Linked DNA regions of Homo sapiens: all the other regions are linked to region 3. Evidence: chromatin loops called from intact Hi-C (ENCODE). Cell type or tissue: Calu3. All regions are shown on one strand. Each heading gives the region's core, and the rest is flanking DNA. Links, peaks and the distances in the headings are about the cores only.

Evidence for each region. A loop is a pair of places that touch in the nucleus more often than their neighbours do. Peaks named below come from ENCODE experiments on the same cell type or tissue, not always from the same donor. Only the 100,000 strongest peaks of a DNase experiment are listed, where the experiment ranks them.
Region 1: it touches region 3 in a loop (2.1-fold over the local background); 10 of 110 quality-filtered maps call a loop at or near these places.
Region 2: a loop joins it to region 3, with 14 times the contacts of the local background. A loop is called at or near these places in 92 of 110 quality-filtered maps.

The regions. Positions count from the first base shown.
Region 1 is chr7:95,790,013-95,800,668 of GRCh38, forward strand. The region is part of intron 1 of DYNC1I1 (dynein cytoplasmic 1 intermediate chain 1); the gene reads left to right. Among named protein-coding and RNA genes, the nearest start is that of DYNC1I1, 23 kb to the left of the region's middle. RefSeq lists a silencer at 3,685-3,979 and an enhancer at 3,685-3,979. In Calu3, for the core only: a CTCF peak has its summit at 5,101; no DNase peak of the experiment used is centred there.
Region 2 is chr7:95,865,116-95,875,771 of GRCh38, forward strand. It overlaps DYNC1I1 (dynein cytoplasmic 1 intermediate chain 1), which reads left to right. Exons shown (of 17, transcript NM_001135556.2): 6 at 4,768-4,883. Among named protein-coding and RNA genes, the nearest start is that of DYNC1I1, 98 kb to the left of the region's middle. RefSeq lists an enhancer at 2,471-2,580. In Calu3, for the core only: a CTCF peak has its summit at 6,138 (motif pointing left); a DNase peak (open chromatin) is centred at 6,156.
Region 3 is chr7:95,719,839-95,730,494 of GRCh38, forward strand. LOC105375409 (a long non-coding RNA gene) reads left to right here. Exons shown (of 4, transcript XR_927774.3): 4 at 1-63. Among named protein-coding and RNA genes, the nearest start is that of DYNC1I1, 47 kb to the right of the region's middle. In Calu3, for the core only: no CTCF peak of the experiment used is centred there; a DNase peak (open chromatin) is centred at 3,943.

The DNA of each region.
Region 1 (10,656 bases), core at 3,591-6,090, 71 kb after region 3:
AACCCATGTTTTAAAAGGCTGATGTAGAGTGAATTACACACTAGGAATTAATTATCTTGTCTTGTGCTTGCTCAGATCCTTCTGTGTTTCCCTTCTGCGTACAGAGAAGTTCAGACCCCCTTAAAGCATGGCATAGCCAACTTTTGGCTATAGGGTGACCAATTTGGCCAGGTTTGCCTGGGACTTTCCTGGTTCTAGCACTGTACATCCTGTGTCCTGTGTACCTCTTTATTTATGTGCAAACTAAGATGGTTGCTCACTCAGTCTTTGGAATCTGGTCTCTGACTGCCTTTCCATTTGCGTCTTCCTCCACCCCATTTTGTACTCACTGTTCCATCCATATCTCATTACTTGTCCCACAAACTGGTCATTCTTCTTACCTCCCACCTTTGTCCATGCTTCCCCCTCTGCCTGGGAGCACCACTCACCTGTGCTTTCCTCAGGTCTGGTCTTCCTCCATTCTGATTTGTTGAGTCAACCTACTTTTTGGAAACTTTCTTTCACTGCTTTCTTGTGAGCAAGGTGGTAACCACAGACTACATGGACTTATGGAATCTTTAGTAACTCTGTGTTTTCCTCAGCTGTTATATTCTTTATCATCTGTTGAACAAACATTAGAAGGAAAACTGCTGACATAAAGTGGGTGACTATGGCGAAGAAAGAATACAAGATAAGTAGAATAAATCAATAGAGATGATATGGCCAACAGAGTGGGGCAAGAGAAGATGCAAAAAAACACAACTACAGGCTTATGCAGTGGCTAAGTGGCTGAGAGCATGTGCTGTGGAGAATTTGGGTTTGAATCCTGGATCTTCACATGCCAAAGTTGTTTGCTTTGGTTGTGAGGATAGAGTATTACCTTAGAGGCCTCTTCTCTGCATGTGCTTTTCCACTCATCATGACCCCAACAGGGATTGGTGGTCCTTAAAATTAGGTAGGCTTAATTACAAATTCATACGTATTTTGTAGTAAATTTGAGAGAGAATTAAGTGGTCTTAAGATGTGAAGATATTCTTAATTTATAGTTTTAGAAGATTAGAATAAATTGATTTTTTGTGAGCATGTGTAATGCTGATCTATTTTAGGAAAATCTAATTTTACTTTATTATCTGAATTAAATAATATTTAAATTTATTATTGAAATTAAAATTATTCCTTCATTGTGATTAATGTATCTTGATAGAAATTTCCTTTAATATGATAGTTTAAATTTGTGCTCACTTGGGGGTTGCAAAAACAGCTGGATGGCTTAAATTTGCCTGCATCCTCTATCGAGAGAGAGTGCCCATTTCAGGCAGGCCTACTGGCCCATGTTGTCTTGATTTAACTTTGTTGCACAGAGAATCTGGCTCCTTTATCATACAGCAGGCCAAGGACTCAGAGTCAAAGCTAAAGCTAGTCATATCTAAAGATTTGCTTGTTATCAGTTATTTTAAAGATCAGTCTGCCAGGTTACCTGAGAGTAGTTTATTTTTAGACATGTTCATTTATCATCTTAGCAACTCAGAGAAAACAGCTCCAAGCGCAATAGATGGCTCTGTTCTAAAGCATAGATTATTTTTACATCACTGTTAAAGAGAAAGCCCAGCCATCAACATGATAATTTATCCTCAAGGAATTTGGGGCAATAAATTCAAGACTGCTGAATTTATTCGTTGAGATAATCAATAGAGATTGTCAATTATAAATTAATGGATTTTGCTAAATCATCCTTTTAGAGTCGGAAAACAGAGATTAAAAATGTAAATCAGGCAGGAAAAATTATATCAATAGATATATAATGGTAGTGATTTAGTAAAAGATAGTTGAATGGATGAGACAATGTTAGGAGTATGTGTTTGTTGCACATTTGTACTAATGAGTGAGACAATGACTCTCCCCCGCCATTCCCTATGGGAAGAAAGATTTGTTGCATAATGAGGAAAAATTTCTCTGATTTTCGTCCTTTAAAAGCATAGAATGCTGAGTCAATTTATTGATGATTGGAAAGTTCTCAAAATTTTAGTGAAAATATGCACAATATGGACATAATGTCTCCAATAGTTGTTTAGCAATTCAAGAGACATTTATTGAGCACTCAGTGCTAGGCACTAAGGTACAGAAGTAAATTAGACATGGCCCCTGTCTTAAGAGCTTTAAGTCTAACAGGAGGAGAAGAATCACATTAACAGAGTGTAGTCATGCACTATGGTACATGTTCCAGCAGAACTACGTGCAGGGTACTCTAACAGCACCGGTGAGGGGTGCATGATCCAGTCTTGTGCTGGGATTTAGACATGGTACCCCAAAATAAGGCACCTTGGCATATTGAATATTTTAAGCTGAAGGAACTTGAGAAATGGCATGTGCAGGAAGGTCTCTCTGACCGTCCCCTCCCCTTCTCTGAAGCAAGTCAAAGGACCCTCATGTGAGAGGGAGGGTGCATCCTTATCTCTGAAAACACAGGATACAGAGAGGAATCTGAATGAAGAGGCCAGGCTATGCTTCCCCTAGTTGCTACTCTTAGATAATACTTGTTTTGGCCAGTCAATGTTTTCCCCACAACTCTTCATTCTTCATGAAGCCTACTACGAAAGCATTCAGGTTTAACTGTTTCTTTGGGTCTTCATTTCCTTATGAAGCCTCCCATACCATGTAAAACTTACATTAAATAAATTTGTATGATTTTCTCCTTCTAATCTGTCTTTCATTACAGGAGTCTCAGCCAATGAACCTAAGATAAGTAGAAGGAAAAGATATTTTTCCTCCTCCACACTGGATGCCCTAGGAAGGCTTTCTGGAGGGGATGTGATTGAGTTGAGACAGAAAGATGAATAGGGGGCATCAGGTTAAACATGGTGAGAATAACATTTCTGGAATTTGCAAAGGTACAAAGGCAAAAAAAAACCACTTGGTATGCGCCAGTAAATTGTGAACTAGGGAGTGGAAGGATATATGGATGGAGAGGTGGGAAATAAGAGCATCTCATGTGCCCATGGTAAGGAGTTGGGACATATTTTCTAACAGTGTTTTAAACAGTGTTCTGTCACCCAAATCTGATGGGTACACTACCATCAGATTTGGTGATAGAAAGCTCACCCTGATATTGCGTGGAGGACGTATCATCAGGGCGCAAGTTTAGCAGAGGAAGATGAGTTAGGAGAGTATTGCAATTGTCAGAAGCAATGATGAAGACTGGCCTCATGCAATGTGAAAGGACATGGATCAGAGAGGGCAAGCTGGTAAATATTAGGTGGTCAAATTGGGAGGACTTGAAAATTGGTTGTGGGGTGTGGTGAGTTCGAGGATTTGGGGCTGACCAAGGAAAAGACAAGATGGCAGCATTACAAAACAGCTTTATTGGGTGGTACTTGGACAGGACTGGATGAGAGGAAGTCTCTCGTGGCAGACCTCCCAAAGACAGCAGCATGAGGCCACCACCCAGAAGTGGAAGAGGAAAAGGGAACTCCCAGGGCAGAAGGGAATGGAAGTTGCGGCCTATAGGTCTAGGTGATGTTGCTCAGCTGCAAGGTGGGGAGTCTCTGGGTCAGAGAGTTCCAAAGAGCAACAGCAGTTTAGAATTATTTCTATAGCCACAGGGTTTGTATTATCTATGGCTAGCAGATGTTGGTTGCACACAGAGTCTAAATGGCTAAAAATATGCTTATTTGAACTCTATTTTAACCAATTGGATGTGTGAGAATTTGTGTTTTATGCCAGTGGGTTATGAGCTAATGGTCCCAGCCTGCTGTGAAGAAGTAAACAGCATAGGGACCAATGTCCAGGGGCCATCTTTAACTCGTTTACGTAACAGGCAATGTTTACTCAGTGCCTACTATGTGCCCAATGTGATGCTGAAGAGCCACCGTGTGAGTTCCAAAGGAAGCTGTGTGATGCTCTATGGAGGATCCACCCCTTTCTATGTGCTCCTTGGGAGTGCCGCTTGAGATGGAGCAGCTCCTTTCTACTCAATGAATGTTTTAGAACCTCTAGGCGCACAGATGCATAATTTCCTGTTATATAAAGTGCAGTCATGGTAGCTTTCTTTGTTTGGCTTCTTTGCCTGATACTTGGCCTAAGTATACGATTTATCTTTCCTATCTGTTTTGACCTAAGGTTGTGTGTTTCCTGAGGATCCTGTTGCAAGTCCTTACTTCTTTCTTCATGTAGTTATCCTTGTGACAGTGCCTAGAGGGCTCCCATCTCCTTTCTTCTGATTCTGTTTTCCGGTTCCTCTTCTGCCCTAATTTCCAGTGACCCAATTCCAAAATACTGCTCTCTAGTTGTCCAAACTGTTCCATCTTTAGTTTTATACTCTTTCAAGGATTCTACTTGAGATTCTCATTTCCTAAGGACTCTTGATATCATCTGAGTGTTTCTTGAAGGAAGATACTCTAAGAAATGAATGGCTGATTCTGTTAATTGGGGAACAGTTTCCTTTCCAAAGAGAAGCATATTGAATCTCTAAATTGGTGGAATGCACCATAGGGGTCAGAAATTAAACAAAAATTTTCCAAACTTTTTGGCAAAGACGACAGTGGCTTTTGAGTCCTTTAAGATTTAAGAGCTCTCATCTCTACTCTGTTAACTAGATGAGAGGGCAGATACCCTATGGATTGATTTTTCTCTCTAGCATAATGGGCCTCTGTACTGAGGGCTCGAGAGCCTCTCCTGTTTAATGTGCTGCAATTGCCAATGCTCAAGTTACAGTTAAAGTAGTACAATTTGGGTAGCTCAGAATCATAAAACAGTGAAAATAGGACTAGAGACAATATGTAGACACAACAGTCTTAAATACATGTCACAAATTCAGCAAGAGTGATACTAAAGGCTTAATTTTAGAAAAATTTCTGAATTTCCTAGTCAAGAATTTACCCAATATGAATAAAATTGAGAGGAACCTAGAAAAATCAACATAATGTTTCAACTGTGTGTATGGATTGAGATAGTTTTTCCTCCAAAATAGTAGTTCTCTACAGCCACAAATAGGTCCTTCCTATGTAAATGAAACTCCTGCAGTGCTTGGGACTACCCAGTATTGGCTTTGATGGGGTGTATGGGAATTTCAGAGGAATGCTTTTCCTTCTGGTGTCAGCTCTCTCATGCAATTTACATGTGATGCCACCAGGTGGTGATACAGAGGGATAGCAAGACTGGACCGGAAGTAGACTGATCAGCATCCATCATAACGGCTTTTTGTTTAAGAGCTTTCTTTGGATTTAAATTAGTAAAATCTTGAATAAGTAAACACTGGAAGGAAAGCATTATTTAATGAAAGTGCCCAATAATGAGGAAGTCTGACATTTCCATTTTAACTCTTCCATTTAATGGTTGTAAATGTGTATGACTATATCTGTTTCCCTATTTATGGGTAAAATGCTGGTACTGGATTATATAATCCTTGAAGTTCTTGTTTTGAAATGAACATGTATAATTGTAATTATTAAAGCAGTCTATTAATGCTATTCACAATAGCAAAGACAGCGACTCAACCTAAATGCCCATTAATGGTAGACTGGATAAAGAAAATGTGGTATATGTATGCCATGGAATATGATGCAGCCATAAAAAAGAACGAGATCATGTCCTTTGCAGAAACATGGATGGAGCTGGAGGCCATTATCCTTAGCAAACTAACGCAGGAATGGGAAACCAAATACCAGATGTTCTTACTTGTAAGTGGGAGCTAAATGATGAGAAGGCATAGACACATAGAGGGGAGCAATACACACTGGGCTCTGTTGAAGGGTGGAGGGTGGGAGTAGGGAGAGGATCAAGAAAAATAACTACTGGAAATTAGGCTTAATACCTGGGGGATAAAATAATCCATAAAACAAGCCCCCATGTCACAAATTTATATAAGAAACCTGCACATGTACCCCTGAACTTAAAAATAAAAGTTAAATTTAAAAAAGTAAAATGAATTAAAAATGCCTCTGTGAACAAAGATGATGGTTTGCAAACTCCTCAGTGATATGAAGAAGCCTACTAGATATAATTGAGGTCTGTAAAAATCACCCTTTGTTTTCTCTTGTAAAATTAAATATAATTAAGACCAAAAAAAAAGCAGCCTACAGCAAAATTAGGACAAAGGAATAAAAAAAATCACACAAACATAAATCTATAGTTCATTAACAACTGTCTTACTTCACTTTACAACCAGGCTAACGCCCATTTGTGTGTGTGTGTTTAGTGAGGGGAGAAGGAGAATGGGGAATGAAAAGTGGCTTCTCAGTTAGTCTTCCTTACCTGTTACCTGGCTTAGGCAAGTGAGAAATCTTTCACACATTGTTCTATGGGGTCTCTCTCTCTCTCTTTCTTTCCTTCTTTCTTTCTTGACGGAGTTTCACTCTTGTTGCTCAGGCTGGAGTGCAATGGCGCGATCTTGGTTCACTGCAACCTCCACCTCCCAGGTTCAAGTGATTCTCCTGCCTCAGCCTTCCCGAGTAGCTGGGATTACAGGCGCATGCCACCATGCTCTATAGGGTCTTTTCTTTAAGGCCTCACTTTCCTCCTAACTCTAGTTTTCTTTATGCTGTATCTAGAAGTCTTACTCAGATCTCCCAGGTATTTTTAAATCATAGTTTGTGGAATTTTTGACTCTAACTTGAATGTTTAATGCTGAGTGATTTTGTTAGTCTGCCTTTCACTATTTCTTTTCCTAAAAAAAGCCTGAACTCCCTCTGTTTAGATTATTTATATAAACACTTAGCAAAATTTTGTCAAGTAAATGTCTCTGTAGGCTTTAGAATCAACTCTATCTTATCAGAATTAGGTTAAGTCACAGTTGACTTAACCTAAGCTGGGGAACCCCTAGGGGTTCCCCAGAAACATTAGGGATCTGTAAGGTCAAAGCTATTTTCATAATAACACTAAAATGTTATCTGTCTTTTCTACTGTGTTGACATTTGCAATGATGATATTAAAGCAATCATGGGTAAAACTGCTGGTATTCTAACGTGATTTGAGGCAGTAGCACCAAACTGTACTAGTAGTGGCCCAAATTTCACTGCTACATGCACAGTTTTTAAAAAAATAACTCAGCTTCACTTAAGAATGTCCTTCATAAAGCAGAAAAAAAATTAGTTACATTAAATGTCTACTCTTGGGTATATGTCTTATTGTGTGACAAATGGGAACACGCAAAGCCTTCTGCTACCAACCAAGTAGTTGTCTTGAGGAAAAACATTTGTACAGTAATTTGAATTGTGAGCTAAACTAGCGGCCTTAAAAAAAAAGAAACACTATTTTTTACATGAACAACTGACAAGCTAGGGTGATTCAGACTTCAGTATTTGGTAGACATTTTCTCAAAAATCAATGGTGTGAGTTTGTCACTTCAAGAACACAACTGACAATATTTGTTGCTAATGATAAAGTTTGAGCTTTCAAGCAAAAATTAGAATTTTGGGCCATCCTGAGCTTGACAGTTTTATGTCACCTAAAGACTTCTGAAAAGATTGGCGATGAAGTTACTAAATTTGATTTTCAGATATAATATAATGTGTCAATATTTGGAAGGTCTGCATGATTTATTATTTTCCAGTTACATTTTCCAAGTAACCTATTCATGACATTATAAAATCATACATGAGTAAAAGATCGATTCAACGTTTAGGATAGACCAATGGATTTTAATGTAACAGAGTACAAAAAGTTCATTGATTGATATGGTTTCATATTCACATTGCCGCTAACCTTTAAGAAACTGCTATTTGTTGACTTTTGGTATAATAGTGAAGAATATCCACAATTACCTGAAGAGGCTGTTAAAATATTCCTCCTTTTTCAGATTACATATCTGTGTGAGGCCAGATTTTCTTCATATACTTTAACTAAAATAACATATCACAACAGATTGAATGCAGAAGCAGCTATAAGAAAGCATTTGACTTCTATTAAACCAGATGTTAAAAAGATATGTGAAAATGTAAAAGAATTACACTCATCTTACTTTTTTTTTGGTCTTGGAAATTGTATGTTTTTTTCACAAAATGTTAATAAATAACATGTATGTTGTTATTTTAAAATAATTAAATACTTAAAGTTTTATCAGTTTTGATTTTTAACATGATTAATGTTAATAGATAACCTACATAAAAACATAAACTAAAGCTCTTTGAAGTCCTTGATAATTTTTAAGGGTATAACAGGGTACTGAGATAAAAATGTTTGAGAACTGCTCTTCTGTGGTATTAGTAGAACAGTCCTGAGCATCGTCCTACTATAAGGTGGATTTTATTTAAAATTTTGTTTTCATAGTGTACTGATGGCTGTAAAAATTTAGAAAATAACCCTCCTTTCACTGGCCAACTCCCTCCTGAGATGTCTATCACCCTCTTTTTTTTTGACTGAGCTATAGCTGTAAAAGTGGGCTCACGGTGGTCGTCTGTATCATCCCTTGGCCTCCCATCCAAGTGGAAAGAGGCAGCTGCATTTTATGAGACACTAAGCAGGTGAAATGGGGCTGTGAAAGATCAAATTTCTTACACGTATCTGTGGCAGATGAAAAGTTCAATATATGATAGTGAAGAGCTGACAAGAGCAATTGTTTTCAGGCAGGAAAAGAAAACTTATTTCTGGGTATTTTTTCAATAAGTCTGGCAACAGCTGGGCAGTGATTTAAACCTCCTAGGATTCTGACTTTAAGCTTAAAAATACATTTGCATATGCCAGCATTAGGAATGGAATCCCAAACGGCTGCCAACTTAGACAACCGAAAGGAAATAGAGATCTATATTGTTCAAAAGCTAAGCTTTGGGAGGTGCTGTTACTCTGCAGCTGTGTAAACAGAACTAAACCCTTTGCATCTCCTCTGCTAGACACTTTGTTCTAAATAGGACCAAACTATACCATGATGATATGTGCAGAAATAAAATGAAGGTGATAGAGCTCATTGTTGGGTTCGAGAAAAGCTGGACATTTTCCTTTCTCTATGGATATATGCAGACATAAGAAATGTAAAGGAGATGTAGGGGAACCTGGCAAGGCAAGAGAAGATGTGAAATTGATTTTAGTTTTATTTCCTCCCTCCTCAGTATCCACATTTCTTTCTCTCATGTTTTCCTGCCTCCCTCCTCTCCCCATTTTTTCCTCTATTGAAACTGAGGGGCCGGGTGTGGTGGCTCATGCTTATAACCCCAGCGAAGGCCCAGGTAGGAGGATTACCTGAGGTCAGGAGTTCAAGACCAGCCTGGCCAACATGGCGAAACCCCATCTCTATCAAAAAATACAAAAATTAGCCGGGCCCAGTAGCACCCACCTGTAGTCCCAGCTACTCGAGAGGCTGAGGCAGGAGAGTCGCTTGAACCCAGGAGGTGGAGGTTGCAGTGAGCCGAGATCGGGCCACTGCACTGCAGCCTGGGTGACAGAGCAAGACTCTGTCCCAGAAAAAAAAGAAGAAACTTAGGACCGTGAGCCATTTGTATAATGGAATAGCAGGAGAGACCTTCCCTGTAACTAACTTCCTAACTAGAGAAGAAACCATGTCTTCATATACCAACCCATCCTCTGGGGGAAGTGGGTAAGGTGCAGGGGATGCCTGCTGGGGACAGCTTGATATGTAATTCTTATGTTCAGAAGAAAAAATTGAGAAGTTTTCTTTTTTTTTACTGTTGAGTTAAATGACTACACTTAATTTTTTAAAAAGTTTTTTTTTTTTTGAGTCGCATCCCTTTTCCCACATGCCTTCCATTTTATAACCCATTTAGATAGAGAAGCTCCTACTACTTGCTCTGAAGTGTTTTAGAATGGCTAGGAACACAGATTGGATTTCCTTACTTTAAATGTATTGCTATTAAATCAGTAATGTCCCATGTCTTTCATGTAATTCTCACAGTAACACTTTTTAAATGATTGCAGTGAACTTTGAGTGATGACATGGTTATTGAATTAGGGTGCAATTGGTGATGTGGGCAAGAGTGGGCAGGGTAAACTAATGGTAATAATGATAGAAAAGGAAGAGGAGGAGGAGGAGAAGGAGAAACAACTTTTCTTGGGTATTTAGTATTTGCCAGGCATAATGTTTAGCTCTTTACTTATATTGACTCATTTGTTTGGATCAAAAGAATGACAGCTTACTAGATCAGAGATGTGCTGAAGCCAAAGTGATCAAAACTGAGACATTTGGGAGGATAAGTGGAGATGAGCTGTAGTGACAACACTAAGCAGAGGATAAAGGGTAAATCAAAGAACAAAAGGAAAATCAGTAGTAGAGAGCTGAAATTTGAAAAAATGTAGCAGGCTCTAGGGATTTGTGTATGGAGTCTAGGGTAAATGTAGTAGCTGATTTGAACTTTGAGACATCTGTTTTGGGGTGAGTATAACTTGGCTTGACAAAGAAAGACAAGGGGTGAAATGGGGATTGTGTTCAGTGATAGTAAAGCTGGAGGGTTTGCAGGAGAACAAGGGCTATGATGTGGGGGTGGAGGGAGATAAGATGTGTGAATTTGGCAATGAAGCTGGGTGACAGTGAGTGAGGAAGGGGAGATGCCACTGATGGAAAAAGAGTTCTGAATATGGGACTCTGCTCCGAGGATGCTGAGCAGGAGGTGCAAAAGTGCAACTGATTGCAGTGGATGGGGCTGGGGAGAGACTGAGCTGTGATTGCTCCTAAATCTGGGTAGAGTGAAGCCGAGAGTTGGCTGGTGTGTGGTGGAACATGTAGATGATCAGACA
Region 2 (10,656 bases), core at 5,103-7,602, 150 kb after region 3:
TCAGGCACCACACTTTGGGAATCTCTGCTCTAGGATTTCTCGAATTTTGGTTTACTCTTGGCACAATTAATCCAAATATATGAAGCTTTATTGTACTGCATAGGTGATATTGAATGTTTGTTTTCCCACGGTTACTTAAAGCATTATAGTTCAGTAATTTTAAAGTTTCAATAAACCCTTTTATTTTACCAAGGTGAAAATACACCACATGATTTTAAAATGATGCCGTGTCAACCAGGACATACATAATTTGAGTCTCAATTTATATTTCTACATTGTTTCTACCTTTTCTCCTTCTCTTCCCTTTTTTCCTCTCTACCTTCCTGCCTCAAACATTTATTTAGTGCCTGCTATGTACCTGACGCTAAACTAAGGCCCAGGGTATGGCATAAATTAGTAAGGGATAAATAAGTATCTTTGCAGTCTAGTCATGGGTGAGAGACATGAAAAAGAAGTGAATACGGTCATGTGTCACATAATGATATTTTGGTCAATGACGCACTGTGTATTATGGTGGTCCTGTATGATTATAATACTGTATACTTACTGTACCTTTTCTATTTTTAGATACACAAATACTCAACCATTGTGCTACAACTGCCTACGGTATTTAGTACGGTAATATGCTGTACAGGGTTGTAGCCTAGGAGCAATAAGCTATCCCATCTAGCCTAGACGTATAGTAGGCCATACCATCTAGGTTTGCGTAAGTGCGGTCTGTGATATTTGCACAATGACAAAGTTGCCTAACATGCAATTCTCAGAAGGTGTGCCCATCATGAAGCCACACATGACTGTACAGTGACATGTACCAAGGGCTATGGCAGCAGTATCTGGGTGTACAGTGAACAGGGCATAAGCTATGCAGGAGGGGTGGTGGGATGGCAGGAAAGGTAGCACAGAGTCGGAACTGAGGAACCAGCATAGAGTCTGCAGCCTAACTAGAAGGCACGGGAACTGCAGTGGTATGAATGCCACAGTGTTGTCTTGCTCTTCCTCCTTTGCTTAGTTTAACTTAGAGAAATCCCTAAGCAAAAGGTCTTTGCTATGAAAGGACGACACCTTCTGGTCATCCTTTCTGGACTGGCTAGGGCTGGGAGTGATTGTATGGTACTTAACTCAGAAACATAATCCTTTCATTATGTCCTAACAATCTAAACCAGGCTACTTCTCAATAATTCTTTCTCATGCTTCTAAAATGACCACACGTGCTTGGACCACTATATTAGGTTTTAAGAAGCATGCCTCAATGAGTGGATGGTCATAAGGCATTAGAGAACACGCAGGAAAACAAGGTTTTTAAGTATAGTTTCAAAGTTTTTAAGTACATGGCCCTGGGACTTACTCTTGCATAGAGCCAAAGCCCAACTCTGTCACTACCTTTGTGATTTTGGAAAATTTCTTAACATCACTTGAACCTCAGTTTTCTCATCTGTAAAATTGGAATATGAGATAAAATTTTAATGAGGATAAAATAAGATGATGTATGAAAAGCGTCTGGCATATTGTAAGTCCCTGGTTACTAAAACAGCAGCAAAATAGGCACAAAGAATAGAAGCATTTGATATAAATGCAGCTTCATCCATCCAGAGATCATATGGAAAGATACAGTAATCTACCAGTACCCTCTAAGAAGTGTTATAAGGAATTGCTTTAAAATTATAAATTATTTGAGACAGATTCACCCTCAAGCCAGAAGAACCACAAGCTTATCAGTGTGTCAGATGATCAGTACATTGGGAAAACCTAATGATGACAACTCAGCTTTTATTTTGATGTCTTAGGTACAAGTCAGACCCTGAACTCACAAACATAGCATCAGTGAAAAACTGGTTGAAACTTTTCAATGGTTGTTGAGAAAAGAAAAGGTTTTGTTTTAGTGGGATAAACACACTTACTCCACCTACGTTTTGAAAACAGATGTTTCAAAGGAAAAGAAGTTAAGGAAAAGCAAATGAACTCTCCCAAGCAGCCACATCCTATCCATGTGCCCATATAAAGAAATTAGGAGTATGATTCTCATTTTGTTGTCAGAGATCATCTTCAACTCTACTATCTTAAGGAATCTTTAATGTAGGACACTCCTAAATCTGCTTTCTCTGATTTTCTTTTACAAATATAAACATTATTATAATCATCAGAACAGATAAAGTAGAGCTGCTTGAGCCAAGAGCCACTTGATATATACCAGGCACTAAACTAAGTGCTATGTAAGCATTAGCTTCATTCAGTCCTCACAACTCAATGACAGGTACCCATTTTACAGATAAGAAACATGAGGCTTAGAGAAGTTTGTCACTTGTCCAAAGTTTTCCCCTACCATTCAGCTGTATGTTCAAAGCAGAACTATGAACCCAGTTTCAGAATGAGTGCATGACATCACCATTGTGCTGTATGGTCTCACCTGCTGGTTTCAGTCCGCCATGGTGGAGTATCAAATTACACATCAGCCTCCTGTTGCCCAGCACCTGTTGCTGGTCCCAAACGAGATAGGGCTGCAGCTTACGTCATGTTAGCAGGATGCCCTGAAATCCCTGCCTGTAGAGGTAGCTACCACTTAACCAGAGCTGGAGCTCCCTGGGTCTCATGCAGGTGCCCAGGGCAGTTGAGGGTTTAGGGTGATCTCTCTGTGCTCAGGTGGCCTCAATTTGAAGTGGATTATTTTCCACTTCCTTGTTTATAATAAAGACTGATCTACTGGGGCCTCAGAAAGACACTGGGCTACTAAGCAGCGGAGAGGCTTTGCCTCAAGCAGTCCTGCAATGTCTTTTCATGTTTTCTTCTTTAGGTGCTTCAAGAAAGACCCACTTCAGGCAGGAAAACATTCTTTTCTGACCCAGGGAGGTTTTAAAATAATACCTTGAATGTCTTACTTTGAAACTTTGAGGATTTTCCCTCATTTGGTGATTTTGTTTCTGATATATGGTATGTGCTTTCCCCATTTCTGTGTAAGAAGGGAGCAAGGTTTGTCACTTGTGCAAAGCTCAGCCTGGGCCCAGCCTGGACTCTCTTGCATTCTGTGTCCCAGAGCTCCCAGTGAAACAGGCCCATGTGGTTCAGGCCTGCGTGGAGCCTGGGCTCCAGTCACGGTCACTTAGAACACAGAGACAGCCAGCGAGGCTTGTCCTCTAACCAGCGTTTGTTTGTTTATTTGCTTGTACCTACTTTGAGCACATCTTAGATCTCATCTCAATTGTGTTAGTAACTCATAGACAAGAAGAATTTTTGTTTTCCTACAGTGTTTGGGAAATTGTATGTGAAAATTCCTAACTGTGCCATGCATTTTCTCACTTTATTCCTATTAATAATAATTTAAAGAAAAAGAAATAAGGCTGTGCCATCCGCTAGTAACAATTAAGGACAATAATATGCATAGAATATACTTCTGTTGCTCCTAGAGAGCTAGGGAATGCAAGATTTTGGCTAAATGGGTAGTATACCTTTTTTTTCTTTTTCTCCCACAGAGACGCATGCACTCCATGCCTGGAAATTTTTAGAAATAGAATATGTCCAATACTAATAACATAATAACTATATACTAAAAACAATGTTCCAGAAGCTGTTTTAAAATACATATGTTTGTAAATTATGTACATATGACTACATAATATATATGTGGCATATGCATTATGTGTATGTGGTACATAGACATTACCCATAACAATTAGAAAGTACCTCTGTCTCCGTTTTACAGATGAGGAAGCTGAGGCACAGAGAGATTAGTGACTTGTTCAAGATGAGACACACGCTGGTAAATGGTGGGGCTAGGGGTTATGTATTTAATCACCAGGTGATACTACTATACCTCCACGACTGGATGTTTCCTGGGTGTCTCAGGAGGCACTTCGATTTTTGCAGTAACTCAAGAACTCACCAGTAAGAACCTTAGTTAGGAGTTCGAGTTGGTAGGAAAACAACGGACCAAGACTCATAACCTTTCTTCTACAATTTACGAGTTGTATATACTTGGGCACATCTCTTAACGGAATCTCACTATCCTCATCTGTAAAATGGAGATTATAACATCTATCCACATACTTCATAGAGGTGTCATAAAGGCACGTAACATAATGAATCTAAAGACCCCTGAAAACCCTTGAAGTGCTACATAAATATTCAGAAATGGTTTCTTACATGGTCATGGTTAGGTCTGGAATGCTGTGCTAAGGCTTTATCACTCTGAGCCCAGTGCCCCCTTTCACTCATCTGTGCTATATCAATGTGTCTTTCAAGCAAATTCACATGCTAATCTGTGTTAGTTCCTATTCTGCAGAAATGAGAAGTGTTAAACTCATTCTTTAAATATAATCCCCTCACTGCTATGATAGAGAATGTGTTACACCATTAAAGAACCCACCTCTCTTTTTTTTTTTCAAATTTAAGAAGCATTACTTTCCTTTTCTCCTTCTTTCCTAAGAGACTAGAATCCTGTATTGCAAATGGAAGTTCCCTCAATAAATTTTAACTGAGTAGAATCTGGGATGCTCAGAATGGAAGAGGTCTCTTGTAAGCTGGACCAAGACTTTACAGATAGGAAAGCTGAGGGTCTTATCTGACATCACCCAGCCTATTAGGGCCAACGTGGGCCAAGAGCCCACGTGTCCTGACTTCCAGCCCAGAGCCAGTTCTGCTTCATGACCCTGCCCCTTGCACTCAGAAGCTGAGGGTATTTGTGGTTTGTTTGTTTTAGTGCTTTCTTTTATTACTGATAGCTCTTCTGCAAGGAATGCCTCCCCTCTCTAAGCATTTATTCTTTGTTACTTACAGAAGAAGACTGCATAAACTGGGCGTGTCAAAGGTCACCCAAGTGGATTTCCTGCCAAGGGAAGTAGTGTCCTACTCAAAGGAGACCCAGACTCCTCTTGCCACGCATCAGTCTGAAGGTAAACTATGTCTTTGGCTTACTTTCCATATTATCTCTGGAGAAATCGCTGGGAAGTAACATCTTTCTTGTTGATTTCCTCTTACCATAAGAGCTCTTCATGGGATACAAACATAATGACACTGAAAGCCAAAGCCTCTTCTGAGTTTGAAAGCTATGGAGAGGGAACTCGGTGATACTCTTCCAAGTGACCTGGCAACTTTAAATTAGATAAACTAAAGAGGTTTATCTCACTACATCGAAATCATGTGAGGAGAACAAAAATCATCAAAGAACAATGTAATAGAAACAGTGCTGAATTTTATCAATAAGAATACATTAAGCATACATTAAGAATCTTAAGCATACATTAAGATTCATCATTTACATGGCTTAGCAAACTATAGCCCACCCACCTGTTCCTAGAAATAAGGTGTTGTTGGAATACAGCTATATCCAACCATTGACTTCTGTGGTTACTTTCTTGCTGCAGTGGCAGGGTTGAGTAGTTGTGAAAGAGACCTTATGGCTCACAAAGCCTAAAATCTTTATTATAACCTGGCCCTTTACAGAAAACCTTTGCTGACCACTGATTTGGTTTGCCAATTGAGGTAACAACACACGAGAGTTTCTGACCACAATTTAAAAGTATTTTCCCATGCAAACTCCACATAGGTGAATGGAAATTGAACTCCATACCTTCTTTGTGTATGCCAGAAAAATATCAAGTGAAAAAGTCACATACGGGTATCAGAGAATCATAAAAATACACTCATGAGAGAAGTCGAAGTTGATAAATACTTCCTAGAATTCAAAACTTTATCAAAGCAAGATTATGCAAAAGCAGAAGAGGGAGATGTATTTTGAAAATAGGGTAAGTGAAAGTTTCATTGTTAGAGGCTAACGTTGTTATAGCAAAGCAAATACTCTTTTTACTTTATGTTATTTTATTCTTCGGTGGGTGAAGAGGATGTTGGAATTCTGGGTTCCTTGTTGCTATGTAGTAAGTATGGACAAAAGCCATGAAATGCAAAAATGATTAGCATTTCCCCCTTAGTGATTTACCGGAAATATAAAAATCAGTGCATTTTTGTTTATGCAAGCTACAGGTTTTCAGTTTTGGTTCTAAATAAATAACGCCAAAAGCAAAGTGAATCAGATTCCTTGAAGTCCGGGGTGCCGTTAGGCATTCTGAAAATCTTGCCTATACAAGCTGTTGTGGGGACAGTTCTTCAGTAGCAGGGCCTCCATTTCTCAAGCCCCAGTGAAATGAATTTTAGAAGCAAACAAGTAGCACCCTCTGCTGGTGAGCTTTTAAACCAACCAACCCAACAAATGAGACCTGTATATTAACGTGGCTGAAAATACAGTTAGCGAGGGGGAAAGAAAGAAAAGAAAAAGAAAATACAAAATTAGAAAAGCCTGTGAGAGTTCACCTAGTCTATCCTTGGGCCTCCAGACAAGAACAGGAAGATCGTTAAAAAACATCCTCACCACCCAACCAAAACATTTGTTTGACTTAATTTGCTGCCAGAGGTATTTGCAGAGCTGTAGCTGGAGGCATGTTTATTTAGCCCAAAACTTGACCCATAGCATAAAGTTATACAACTGAAATAGGAGAAGGAGTGAATTATTTTTTAAAATGTGTACTTAAGATATTGGAAGTGGTAAAGAAATATTTACAAGGGAAGATAAATTAAGGATGAAAAGGCATCAGCTCTAAAGTTTTAAACTGGAGCACATCAAAAGGAAAAGGCTGTACATTCCATTTTATTACTGCAAGGAGAGCTTGGGAGCCCTCATTATGCTGTGGTCCAAGCAGCAGGAAAGGGGGAATTTATTTCTCAGCTATTGGCAGAAGTTCTTTCTGTTTTGTTCACAAGATCCATCAAGCTTTTTTGTGGTGAAGGGCATTTACATGGTTCAGATTACAATACAGAACCCAAAGCTAGCTACCATAGTTCTTGACATTTAAGCAATCCTGGATGGATTTGGACAGAAAAACCTTTCAATTTGGGTTCAGCAAACTGCCCCTCACCACAGGCGATGATGCCTTGACCCTTGGCTGCCGGCAGTCACCCGGCTGCCCGGCCATAGAGGGTGCTGGTGCTCACTTTCACCTGCTGTGGGGAGGTGGTTGGCAGGAGAGCTGCGTGGAGCAGTGGACAGTTGGCACTGAGGTTCTACCATGCGGCAGATGTGGGTTGGCTCCACTGTGGGGTTTGAGCCATGGCAATGTTTTCATGAAAACTGCGCCTTTCAGCGGCAGGAAACAACTACGGAATTTTATGACACAATGAGGCTCTTGGGTGGCTAACATTTGAAGCTCTGGCATATATAACATCCACTTTGGCTTGCTGTTGCCCACAATGTAAGAAGGCATGCTGATTATTTTTTGTCATTGTTTGACTGTGGACAGTTTAATGATAATCAAACTAATGATCTCAGAGCATTGATTTGTTCTGCCTCTAATGGATTCTAGTGCATTCAAGTTCTTACACATTCCCATTTTACTTTTGAAAATGAAGGGGAAGGCACTTTGGATTTGCCCAAGCTTAAGCATCCTTTCTGTACTGTGCACCGTAATGAACATTCTCATCATAGTAAGTATTAATTTTTGATCATAATGATCTGTTATGAGAAACACTCCAGACAGTGATATAAATAAGCAAGATTTAAGTATAAATTCTCCATGAATACTGTTCTTTCAACAAGGTTAGACCTTCCTTCTCTGCAGGGAAAGAAGGCCAAGAATGGCCAACACTGACTTGGAGAAGGATACCTTTGCCCCAATATATTTGAAACACATAATTTTATTCCCAAGTAGCAAGAAAGGAAAACGAAATTATGGTCCCCTCCAAGGCTGCCTCTCTGTTGCCTATTATGAACCCATTTCTGTACCAACCATGAGGTCCTGGGCTTAGGGAGCCAGTCTTTTGCATCTTTATTATAGTGAGTGAGTGCATGGCTTATCCTGAGTACCCAAGAAATGCTGTTGAACGACAAAGATAATGCCAGACATCTCTAGAAACACCAAGTTCACTATGTTCCCCCTGGGGGAATGAGAATTTCTTAATCTGCTGGAAAGATGCAAGCCACACTGGAGGAAGGAGGAGGAAATTTCTACAACCTGGTACATAATCATAGTTTGTTTTGATAGTCACCTGGTATCTTGTGGTCAAGGTTTAATCTCTACTCAGGCCCAGTAGCAAACCAAGACATCTCTCTCAAAGGGAGAGTAATGCAATAAAGAGGCCACATTATTATTCTAAAATCTAAGCACTTCTTCTGAGACTCACCTCTTAGGGACATTTGTTTGATTTGCCATAGACACTTGGGGCACCATTGGGTCAGCTGGACCATAATTTCCAAGTAGTATAGCCATTTGAAAGAAAAACTTTCAAACCACTGGGTAAATGGATTGAATAAATAGGTGCAAATGTTGAACATGTTGCCTGCAAAACCCAGAATGACCCACTAAGCATTTCGACTCTTAATATTAGAGAATTAAGGTATTCACATATACTTTGGAGTTTACCAGATGACTAGACCAATAGAGACTTTCTTAAGGTAGCGAGTACTTATGTTTTCAAAGATTTTTCCTCCATCCTCTGGCCTACATAATGTCTTAACTAGGTCTTAAAGATACCAGCTACAGCTTCCTCTCCAGGTCCTGCTGACATGATGCTCCATGTTGAAGGTGAGATTGACAAGGGCTACAGATAGAGAACTGGCTCAGCCCTGAGGTAGGATGATGAAGATGCAAAGAGAAAGGCTGCAGGTCTTTGGCTGTCAAGCAAGGCTTAGTGTAGAACATGGTTTGGAGGTACTCCCAGGCCTCCGTATTCTTACCTACATTCAATTTCCCATTATTTCCTGATCATTGCTGTCACTTTCACATAAGTCACCTGGTGACACTAGCAATTCCACAGACCTTATTCAGAAACCCACAGAATTTAAACTTTGCATTTGACTTTGACATTTTTGTAGATACTTATCACAAGCAGAGAAAGTCCATGGGTCTATGCCTAGATCTAAAATATAGAGACTTCAACCTGTCATCTATTTCTTACAGCTGTCCAGTCCCATTAGAAGTATCCACCTCATCCTAGTGTCTTTAAATTCTTCATGCCACTCACACTATTCAATAGCAGTGAAAATTTGATCCCCTAAATCCTTCTTTTCAACGGACACTTCATTAAAGATCACCATAGAAGAAAAATTATGTAGCTATTTGTTACAGCTGACAGATTCCCATTCCTGAACTCTTACTGAATTTTTATTTTCTTTAGCATCAGCTATGGCAGATAACCAACATCAGCTTCCCACGTGACTATCTCCTGATGGTAGTTTCTGTACCAGACTGAGTTTGTGGTTGCTGACAATAGAAACTAACTCTAATTAAGTTTAAACAGAAAAAAAGGTTTGTTGAGAAGATATGAGATACTTGATAGAATTGACAAAAGAAAAAAAAGCCAGAGCATTAGGTTTGAAATAAAAAGTAAATTAGGTAGCTGCTATCGACTGGATTGTGTATCCCCACAATTCATATATTGAAGGCTTAACCCCTAATACGACTATGTTTGTAAATAGGGTTTTTAGGAGGTAATTAAGGTTAAATGAAGTCATAAGGGTAGGATCTCTAATTGGTGGCCTTATTAGAAAAAGAAGAGAGAGAGAGAGAGAGAGATCTTTCTCCCTGTGTGTGTGTTCACCGAGGAAAGGCCATGTGAGGACACAGCAAGAAGGCAGCTGTCTGCGAGCCAGAAAGAGAGCTTTCACCAGAAAATGAACTGGCTGGCACCTTGATCTTGGACTTCCCAGCTTCCAGAACTGTGAGAAAATAAATTGTCCTTGTTTAAGCCACCCAGTTTATGCTATTTTTCATGGCAGCCTGAGCAGACTAAGACAGCAGCTAACACAGCAAGATCATACCAGTTAACCTTCCTGGTTAGAAGACCTGAGCCTCCTGACTTCCGGTCACTGGATACTCTCTGTTAGGCTCATGATTTAAACTCTGTAGTCACTGCTGGCTTGGAAACCTCTAACTCTCTCTGCCTCTTGACAGTGTTCCCTCAAGGGAGTCCATTAGCCAGGACTAGGTTACATGCCCCTGTGTCAGCTGTGAGGGACAAGGCAGAGAAATAACTGCCCAAGTTCAGCTTCCCATAATGTTTGGGGATGCTATGACTCAACTTTGATCTATTTTTATATCCTTCCTTTTAGAACAATGGGTGTTTGGATGCTAAGTGGCCAAGAATATATATTGGAAAAATGCCCACTTTGGTGTAAGAAAAAGAAAAAAAAGGGAGGTAAAGAGAAAAATAATATTTATTATGTGTTCAGCACACTCATATACATTATTACGCTTGCAGCATTGCTAGAATTTACTCACCTTATAAATCAGAGGTGCCGAGAGAATGCAGTTCCTTTATTTTATCTGCAGCCATTTATAATACCACTAGTTGACATGGAGAAAATATACAAAATAAACAACTTTAGTTCACTCTCATCTTTTAAACCGTCCCTGTTAGTATGTTCCATTAATCTTGGGTAGAAATGCCCAAATTCATAGAGTCCCCCTCTCATCTGCATCTCTCTCTGAGATCATGGTCAATTGTAGAGGGAAGAAAGATGAGGTTTACATGATCTAATGGCCTTGGTGGAGATAGGGAGGATGAGGGACTCTGGCCTTGTGCTAGTCCCTGGCAGCATGCTGGCTGACATCTGTTGCCCTCTGGCATGATGTCCTTTGTCCACCTGGGCACTGGCACCCTGTGTTAGAGTGTGTAGCT
Region 3 (10,656 bases), core at 2,721-5,220:
ATATAGACTCCTTCAGGCTGGGTAGGAGGCAGTGCTGGGTTGTGCTTTCTTCTTTTTCTTTCTTTTTTTTTTTTTTTTTTTTTTTTTTGAGACGGAGTCTCACTGTGTCGCCCAAGCTGGAGTGCAGTGGTGCGATCTCGGCTCACTGCAACCTCCGCCTCCCGGGTTCACGCCATTCTCCTGCTTCAGCCTCCCCAGTAGCTGGGACTAAGGCACCCGCCACCACGCCCGGCTAATTTTTTGTATTTTTTAGTAGAGACGGGTTTCACCATGTTAGCCAGGATGGTCTCGAGCTCCTGACCTCATGATCTGCCCGCCTCGGCCTCCCAAAGTGCTGGGATTACAGGCGTGAGCCACTGCACCCGGACTGTGCTTTCTTTTTCAATCGAGGTTAGAGTTGGCCATGAGGGAACTTATATAAGATTTGGAAGGCAGAAGCAAAAGAGCAGCCATTACTCTCAGAAGGTCACTGTGGTTGGATATGGTGTTGGCCAATAGGTCAAACCTCCATGTCCATCTGCTCTTTCTTATGTCTTGCCCTGATATCCAATAGCAGCCACAGCTGATCAAAAGATGCTTGGCTACGGATCCACAGAGAGGTGGTTATGCAGAGGTAATAGCTTCCCATGCATAGCCTTCCACACGAGCTCCTGTTCTTGATCCCGCTTTGCTAGTTGAACATGCCTGCTGCTCAAATTTCCGTGCGAGCCTAGGGTTTGGCTTGCCTACACCACTGCTCCTAGGCACTCTGGCTAGGGACTTTGCTATCTGACTCCTCTTCCAGACTTTTGCTTCTCCAGTACTGCCCACATTTTTGTAAGATCTAATTCCTACTAAAAAAAAATTCCTCTTTCCATAATTCTTATCATGATTCTGCTTCTTTCACTGAATCCTGGATGATACAGATAAGTATCAATCAGTCAACAGTAGTTACCTCTGAAAACGGAAATAAAAGTGATTAAAAAAAAAACCATAAAGAAGGCTGCAGACTTTTCTTTGTAGATTTCTAAATTATTTGAAGTTTTACAATAAAAAATGTACTATTAAATCAAGTTTAGTCTAATGCTTCTCCTTACATATCTTAAGTTCAGCCTAAAGGTTTTTCTGTATATAGTAAACTATAACTTAAATGGAGACTGTAACCTACTCTTATGCCAATCACTGAGTTTTGGCCAATCAAAGGGGACCAATCGTTCAAACCGTGTTCAAATAAGGTAAACGCTAAGCTATAATCAATCCGACTGTTTCTGTATCTCACTTTTCCTTTACCTGTCTATAAATCTTCTTCCACCACATGGCTGCCCTGGAGTCTCTGAGCCTACTCTAGCTCCTGAGGCTGCCCGATTCTCAAATCGCTCTTTGGTTAATTGAACTCTGTCAAGTTTAATCTGGCTAAGGTTTTTCTTTGAGCAGTACTTATATATTACCTACATGATCAAAAGAAAAAATGAGAAAAAAGGAAAAGGATGTTTTAAAGATACTAAAGCACACCCAGAAACAGAAAAACAAAGTAGAACATAAAATTGCCATTTTCCAAATGTCCAAAAATGGATGTAAGTGACTTTTATATTCAGGTAAGTGACTGTAAAAGTAGTTGTGAAAAAAAAGATAACTGTTCTCAACTTTCCAAAAATTCAGTATCCTGGGGGAAAATGTGGGAGCAATGTGCCAGAGCCATGTTCTTCTGTCCTTAAAGTGCATAGAGATCACCTTGAGATTTGGTTCAAAAGTTGATTTTGATTCAATAGGTTTGGGGAGGGCCTCAAATTCTGCATTTCAAATCAATTTCCACTTGGTGTTGATAATATTGATTCACGAATCACACTTTGAGTAGCAAAATCCAAGGAAGCTGAAGAGACATAAAACCCAAATGCAATGCGTGAACTTAGATTGTTTATTGTTTCAAGAGGGAGAATAAAGCAATAAAAGTCATTTGGAGGACAATTATAATAGAAAAGTTAGAATGTGGACTGGACATTATAAAATATCATAACATTAATTTTGGGGGATAATATTACTATGATTCTATACAAGAATGTTCTTTTTAAGAAATATATTCTCCCAACTGGGCACAGTGGCTCAGGCCTATAATCCCAGCACTTTGGGAGGCCGAGGCAGCTGGATCATGAGGTCAGGAGTTCAAGACCAGCCTGGCCTAGATGGTGAAATCCTGTCTCTACTAAAAATACAAAAATTAGCCGGGGGCAGTGACAGGAGCCTGTAATCCCAGCTACTCAGGAGTCTGAGGCAGGAGAATCTTTTGAACCCAGGGGGCGGAGGTTGCAATGAGCAGAGATCATACCACTGCACTCCAGCCTGGGCAACAGAGTGAGACTCCATCTCAAAAAAACAAAGCAAGAAAAAAAAAAAGAGAAATACATTCTGATGTATGCAACTTTCTATAACTGTAAAGATAAATTCCTCTTGCTGTCAGTTAGTTTAAAAATGCATAATTAATTTAGTAATTATTTTTTCCTAAATACAAAGAAGTGAAGAAACAGAGGCAGAGAATGATAAGTAAATGGCTCCAAATAACCAGTAGTTGGAGGTGTAGTGTAAGGTGCTACTTTGGAAATGACGATTTTGAATTCTTCATGATCCAAGTGTTCCTAGAACACTGCAACAGCTGAGAACTGCCCCCATCCTCCAAGTTCCAGAAAAAGGCTTACTGCAAAGAATTACCCTTCCCCAAACTTAGATAAGACTCCCTTGCTTACCTATGACAAGACACAAGTTCTCCATATTCCCATTTTTAATCTTATAAAAGATATAATAGCTGAACTGTTTTCCCCACTGACCAACTTTCTGCATCATATGATTTTCTGATTTGATCAACTGAGCAAAGTGCTGCTAACTTACTTTGACCAAGGAAAGTTTAGTCAGGCTTCTCTCCTTCCTGCAGACCTCTAAACTTTGTCCCCTGGGAGGTTAAGCAAGCATTGGAATTTGGAACAATTCCATATAACAACCCCTCTGGACCTCAGAGAATTGATACTTCCAGCTCACCTCTCTGATCACGACACCTGCTTGTCCTATTCCCCTTCTCCCAGTTCTTTGTAGCCTTGTTTACTCTTCCTTATAAAACAAAAGCCCTTTCTGCCTGACCATCGAGAGGCATATGGACCTTACAGTTAAGCATTTTCTCCATTGATTTCAATAGTTCTCCTCTTCCTATTGCAATAGTCTTTTTGAATAAAGTCACTGCTGACTTAGGTCCAGATGTGTTTTTTCATTTGACAGAAGTCTAAAGTGGGAGAGAGACGTCGCTCTGAATAAGTAAGAAGTCAGAGAAGGGGCGCAGGCAGGGAGTTGACAAGGCAGGGAGAGCCTTGGAGCAAGGACACAGGAGTCTCAGGAGCTGAATGCGACAACGGAGAAGGTCCCTGGAAGGGATTCTGATGACTGCTCAGGTGACCCTTCTGCATGACTCTGAAGTGTAACCTCAAAAATCATGTCGTGCATGGGGTAACTGGATTTCATCTGGAAAGTGGTGAAGGGGCTGATTGGTACCAAGCTGAGTATCTGGCTGAAACAGAAGCAGTGGGCAGACAGTGGCCATTAACAATACTGATAGCTAGTAGTTATCGAACTTGGGGAGTGTGCTAGGAGCTGGATGATGAACTTCAGATACTTCATTTCAAATCCATACAACTCTAAAAAATGGGCTTCATGATCCATATTTCACACCTGAAAGAATAATATTCCAGAGGCTATTAAATGCCTTCACTGAAAAATACAACTAGTAAGTGGGAAGCACTTTTCCTGGATGCCCTAAATTAAACATACCTTTGCTTGCAGTAGTTCCATCAGTGTTTATGGAACTTCTTTGTCTAACAACTCTAATGGGAAATCCATGATCACCCACCTCCAGCTATGTTCCAGCTATAGTGCTCTTCTGCTCAGCAAATAAACTAACAAATTCTCAGTTTGTCCTGCAGGTGCCACCCTTGCCATGAGATAGGTCCCCTGAGTGCTCAGGCATTCATGACTCAGGACTGCAATTGATCAGAAATTCTCAAAGAAGAAAGAAGCCTAATCATCTAATGTATGAAACCTACGTTTCAGGATCATGACCCTCACATATGGATTTACAGTTTCCTAGATCCAATAATTAATTAGAATTATTCCTTTTTTATATTTTGTTTTTAAAGTATTTGATCTATTTTTGAGTAGATAATACATTTATATGGTTCTTAATTCAAAACATATAAAAATATACAGTGGAAAAAACTCTCTTCTACCACTGTCACCCATTTGCCTAGTTTTTATGACCCAAATAGAAAAACGACTATTATTAGTTTCTTGTGTATCTTCCCTGAGTAATTTTATGCATATACAACCAAATATAAATATATATTGCTTTGCCATATTGTTCTACACGAATATTATACAAGCTGTTTTGCAACTTCTCAACATTAATATATCTTATAAATCTTTATTTTTAAACAACTGCATGGTATTTTATTATATGGCCAAATTATAATTCGTTTAATCAGTACTCTATATTTTAGGTTGATTTTAATCTCTGGTCTGGCACCGTTCCCAACACTTTACTTGTATTAGCCCATTTAAGCTAAACCACAATTCTATAAAGTACCATCAAGCACTGCATAACAACATTCTGTCAATGGCAGACCGCATATAGGATGGTAGTCCCATATGATTATAATACTGTATTTTTACTGTACCTCTTCTATGTTTAGATACACAAATACTTACCATCGTATTACAATTGCCTACAGTATTCACTACAGTAACATGGTTTACAGGTTTGTAGCCGAGGAGCAATAGGCTCTACCATACAGCTTAAGTGTGTAATAGGCTATACCTATTAGTAGGTACCACTCTGTGATGTTTGCACAACAACTAAGTCACCTAGCAATGCATTTCTCTTCAGAATGTATCCTCATGATTAAACAATGCCTGACTGTATGCATTTTTATTATCATCATTTGATAGATGAAGAGAAAAAGGCAAGGAAAAGTCAGACAATTGGCCCAAGATCACCCAGCCAGTAAGTGGTGGATCCAGAATAGCAAATGAGAGAAGACAGGGAGTTAGCAATACTTGAGGGTTGGTGCCCTGTGATTCTTCAGATGAGGGTGGGGTTCAGGATGGGAAGCCATGGACTGCCTCCCACCACCACACAGGAGAGGATGATCTATCTTCCAAAGATACTGTCCCTCTAGCCTGGGGATTTCCAGATTTCAGGACCCAGTCCATGGGTCTGGATGTAGATGTGTGAGGTTGTGTCAAAGAAGAGAGGAAAATAACCTCTCAGAATGGAACACGCTGAGATTCAAAGTAAAACAAGAAATTAAATGCCTCAGAGTACCTAGGGAATCTGCCCAACCTCACAACTCATCTATTGAGAGAAGTGGATGTGGTGGAAGAAAGCATCCCAGGCTACAAGCAGCCACTCTTTTTAAGGAGACCAGCTTTTTATCATTATCTTTATTTTGTACTTCACACCAAGGCCAAAAGATGGCACCTCTTGCCTCAGGTTTCTCTTCTGCCATGTTCCATCATCAGCCTTGTTGCTCTGGTATCTCTCTGCTAACTCTCTCAGACAAATCTTGCCTTCTTGACCCCACTGACCTTCATTATGCCACCTCAGTTGGACTGCTGCTAGCACATATGGTGCCTTTGTGCAAATTAGAGTCACAGCTGGATGTGCCGTAGGTCTGGGATCCAGAAAAATGAAGCTGTTCCTTTCTCTGCTCCTTGGTCTTTCTTTTTATGGGATGAGCATGAAAACAACCTTGCATTTTGGCCAGCTCCTTTATGTGCAGCCTGGCAGCACTTTGCCTCAGGCCTGCCCCTCACACTGGATTATTTCCTGCCCAAGGCTTTTTTTAATTGGTCTATTATCATAGTAAACTGGATGGGAAACTGCTGAGCACTCATGTATGTATAACTCAAAAACGTAGGTCAGTGTGATGGTTAATTATATGTGTTAACTTGCCCAGGCCACTGTATCCAGATATCTGGTCACACAACGTAAAATTCTGTTTCTGTGAAGATACTGTTTAAGATAAGGTTAGCGTTTAAATCTGTAGACTTTGAGTAAAGGAGATTGCCTTCCATAATGAGGGAGGGTATCATCCAATCAGTTGAAGACCTTAATAGAAAAAAACTAACCTCCCCCATAAAAGAGGGAATTCTGCCAGCAGATAAACTTTGGACTCAAACTGAAGCATTAAGTCTTCCCTGGGATTTTGGACTTTCCAGCTTCCCAATTGCCTGAGTCAATTCCTCAAAATAAATCTCTCTCTCTCTCCGTCTACCTAGAGAGATGTGTGTGTGAGTGTGTGTGTGTGTGTGTGTGTGTGCATGTGGTGTGTTCTCTGAAGAACCCTGAATAATCAAGGCAGTTATTGCCCTGTGCAATAACCTTCACTAATGTGAGGTGAGAGTCAATGAGTAAATTTTCACTCCTTTCTTTCCCTGGATGTACAGTCCTGAGTTACTTTTAGGCATCAAGCTGTATTCATTTTCTGTTGCTGCTGTAACAAATTGCCACAAACTTAGTGACTTAGAATAATGCAAATTTTTTATCTCCAGTACTTTAGGTCACAAGTCTAGGTTGGCTTGATGGGTTTCTCTGCTCTGGGTTTCAGAAGACTAAAGTCAAGGTATCTGCTGGCTTAGATTCTTTGCTGAATGCTCTGAGGAGAATCCAATTCCAAGCTTATTTGTGTTGCTGGAAGAATCCATGCCATGTCTCCAAGACTGCTCTTGTCTCCAGTTAGGGAAGTTCTCTGCCTCTAAGAGCATATGTGATTAGATTGGGCTGGCTCATCTATTAATTTCAGATAATCTCCCTATTTTAAGATCAGCTTTTTAGTCACCTTAATTACATCTGCAAAGCCCTTTCATAGTAGTGCCTATATTTGAGTTTGGTTAAATAACCAGGTGATGAGTATCTTCGGGGAGATCTTTAGAATTCTGACTATCACATAACCAGTCATCCATGGTGGTAGCCAACTTGACAACCCGTCTTTGTATTAGCTTTCTATGCTTTCCTGCTTTGCTTTCACTATCTCTTACCTTTACTTCCTAGATCATAGCTGCCAATAAAGTGTTGGAGTTTGAGCTTTGTCTCAGGCTCTGCATATTGGGGAACCTGTCTATAGTACTTGTAGTGGACCTTTAGAGTAGGCTTCAGGATGGGATTCTGAAACTGGTTTGCTCACAAGTCAGATGGCCATAAGGGACCCATTCCTGAAGTCATGCAGCAGCATGGCATAACCTCTGGCATTTCAATTACCGAAGTTCTCACCTGTGGTTTGATGCAGTGAGATACAGGTGGCAAATAAGATTGTAGGTTACACTCTGCTTATGGCACTTGAATGATACTGGAATAATGATAATCCTATAAATTGTGGACAGGGCTCTTCTTTCATCTTAAAAATTGAACATTTTTTTCTTTTGAGATAATTGTAGATCCATAGACAGGCATAAAGAAATACAGAGAGATACTGTGTACCTTTTATCCCCCAATGATAATACCTAATAAAACTATAGTACAATATCGCAACCAAAACATTGACATTCATACAGTCAAGTTACGGAAGATTTCCATCATCACAAGGATCCCTCATGTTGCTTTCTTATAGTCACATTAATTTCTCCGGAACTCCCAGATGCTTTATCCCCTGACACCCACTAATCTGTTTTCCATTTCTATAATTTTGTTCTTTTAAGAACACTACATAAATTGAATCACATGGAATGTAAAATTGGAGATTTTTTCTGACTCAGTGTAATTATCTAGAGATTCAGCTGAGATGTTGTGTGTACCAATAATTTGTTTCATTTTACTGCTGAATAGTATTTCATGGTATGAATGTGCTGCAGTTTGCTCAGCCATTTACCCACTGAATGACATTTGAGTTGTTTCCATTTTTTTGTTATTGAGTTTTAATTTAATATCATTGTGGTCAGAAAACATATGCCCTAAGAATTCAATATTTATTTTTAAGTTAGATTAGATTATGATAAATTTCATAATTTCAGTGATCCCATGGGATTAAGCAATCAGTCACACATATGGACAGCCAACTTCATAACACATCATTGTTCTGGCCTTCCCTGCTTCACTACCATTGTTTCTCATGCTTGCTCCATGGATCACACTCTTTAATAAGATATTGGCACATGAGCTTTTTTCTCAGGCTCTGCTATTTGAGAAACCTAGGTCAAGACAGGTGTAATTGCGTGTTAGCCTCTTATGGTTGCTCGCCATAATCTCAGAACATGCTTTGTGTACTAGTGCCCCTTGTCAGGAAGGTGAGATAGAAGCTGGGAAGCTGGGGAGGAGGTTCCAACATTAGTTTAATGTGTTCTTGGTGATTCCTCAGGGCCTGAAGCACATAGTGAATTACAAAAGGTAAATCAATAATCTAGGAGAAAAAGTTTATTACTTTGCAGAAGGGGCAAAACAATAGGGAATACATTTTAGAAAATCATTTTGAATATATATCCAAAGGAATTGAAATCAGTGTGTGAAAGAGATGCCTGCACTTTCATGATCATTGCAACTTTATTCACAATAGCTAAGATATGAAATCAATCTAAGTGTCTATCAATGGTAAACTGATTTTTAAAATGTGGTGTATATACACAATGGAATACTATTCACTATTTCATTAAAAAAGGAAATTCTGTCATTTGTAACAGCATAGATGAATGTAGAGGACATTATGCTAAGTGAAAAAAGTCAGGCATAGAAAGACAAATACTATACGAACTCATTTATATGTGAAACCTATAGAAGTTGGTCTCATAGAGATAGAGAGTAGGATGATGGTTCCCAGGGGATAAGTGTGGAAGGAGAGTAGATAGGGAAAGGAGAGATGTTAGTCAAAGGATACAAAGTTTTCAGTTAGACAGGATGAATCAATTCCAGTGATCTATTACACAGTATGGTGAAATATAGTTAATGGTAATATATTGTATATTTCAAAATTGTTAAAATAAAAAAAATTGTGAATGTTCTCACCACAAAGAAATAACAAATATGTGACTTGGTGGATTTGTTAATTAGTCTGATTTAATCACTCCACTAAGTGTACATGTAGCATAACATCAAAGTTTGCCCAATGTACTATGTTCACTGCTTCAGTGATAGGATAATTTGTACCCCAGAAATCTCAGTGTCACACAATATACTCACATGAAAAACCTGCAATATACCCTCTGAATCTAAAATAAAAGTTGACATAAAAATATTTACCCAATAAATATAAACAATTATTATTTGTCAACTAAAAAGAAATGAAAAGAAAAAAGGGTCAGGCGTGGTGGTTCATGCCTGACACTTTGTGGAGGCCACAGCAGGAGGTTCGCTTGAGCCCAGGAGTTCAAGACTAGCCTGGGCAACATAGGAAGGCCCCATCTCTACAAAAAATAAAAATAAAATAAAATAAATCAGCCAGGAATGGTGGTGTGTGCCTGTAGTCCTAGCTACCTGGGAGGTTGAGGTGGGAGGATTGCTTGAGCCTGGAAGGTCGAAGCTACAGTGAGCCAGGATTTTGCCACTGCACTCCCGCCTGGGCAACATAGTGAGACTCGGGCTCAAAAAAGTAAAAAGATTGGAAAAAAATCATCCTGAGATAAATTATTTTGGAGACCATATTTAAAAATTATTAATTAAGGCCAGAAAAATCATGTCTTAGAGCCCTTAGGTATAGTTGATCATCACGGTATGCATGAACTCTGGAAAAATTAGGATTTGTTTTTAATCTATCATGAACTGAACAAAAGTTTAACCAGTAAATTGTACTTTTAATTTAGAATATTGAAAACACAAATTTAGATTGTCAGATTAGAATCAGTGGTGTTATATGTGTTTGTTGTCAGCCACTCATGAATACAGATAATAATGAGAAGAAAGATATCATGCCTGGTAGGATTTTTCCAGTCTCAGACAGTGACTCAGGGTATTTCCAAGGTCCCTCAGCAGAAGAAAGAAATGAAGTGTTTGGAAGTACTGATATCCTCAGAAGGATGTTGGAGAGTAGAGTATATAGACTACTGAAGAAGGCAGGGTTGGAACTGACCTTGTAAGGGTTGGCACTGCTGCAACTTTGTGACATATGAGGAACACATTGTGTCTTAACTGGGGATGAGCCCACAGCCTGGAAATATTTCTGAGGTTAGAGTGTTGAAGTCCTATGGATCCTTTAAGAGAGAGAGAGGTGGGAAGAAACCTGTGAGCAACCATACTGAGAACTCGTGTTGGATATTGGATTTTCTCAGCCCTCATAATATTTCACATAAATTTCAACTTGGAAGGCTTGAAGTGGTATCATAACAGGAGTACCCCCAAGTAAAGGAGACCATAGCATCAGTTAGGTTGATTCAGTCTGACAATGAGATCATAAATTAAAATTCTTAGCTGTCAAGAAGGATATGTGGGTTAAATTTTCAGATTTATATGAAATGCAGTACTCTTTTATACTAGGTTTGTGCAAAAGTGATTGCAGTTTTTGCCATTAAAAGTTAATGCCAGTAACTTTGCCGTTAAAAGTTTGCCATTAAAATTAATGGCAAAAATCGCAATTACTTTTGCACCGACCTAATAGTATAGACAAACATAAAATGCTCACTAGTGTCCTTACCACTGCTAAATTGAGCATAAATAGGCAGCAA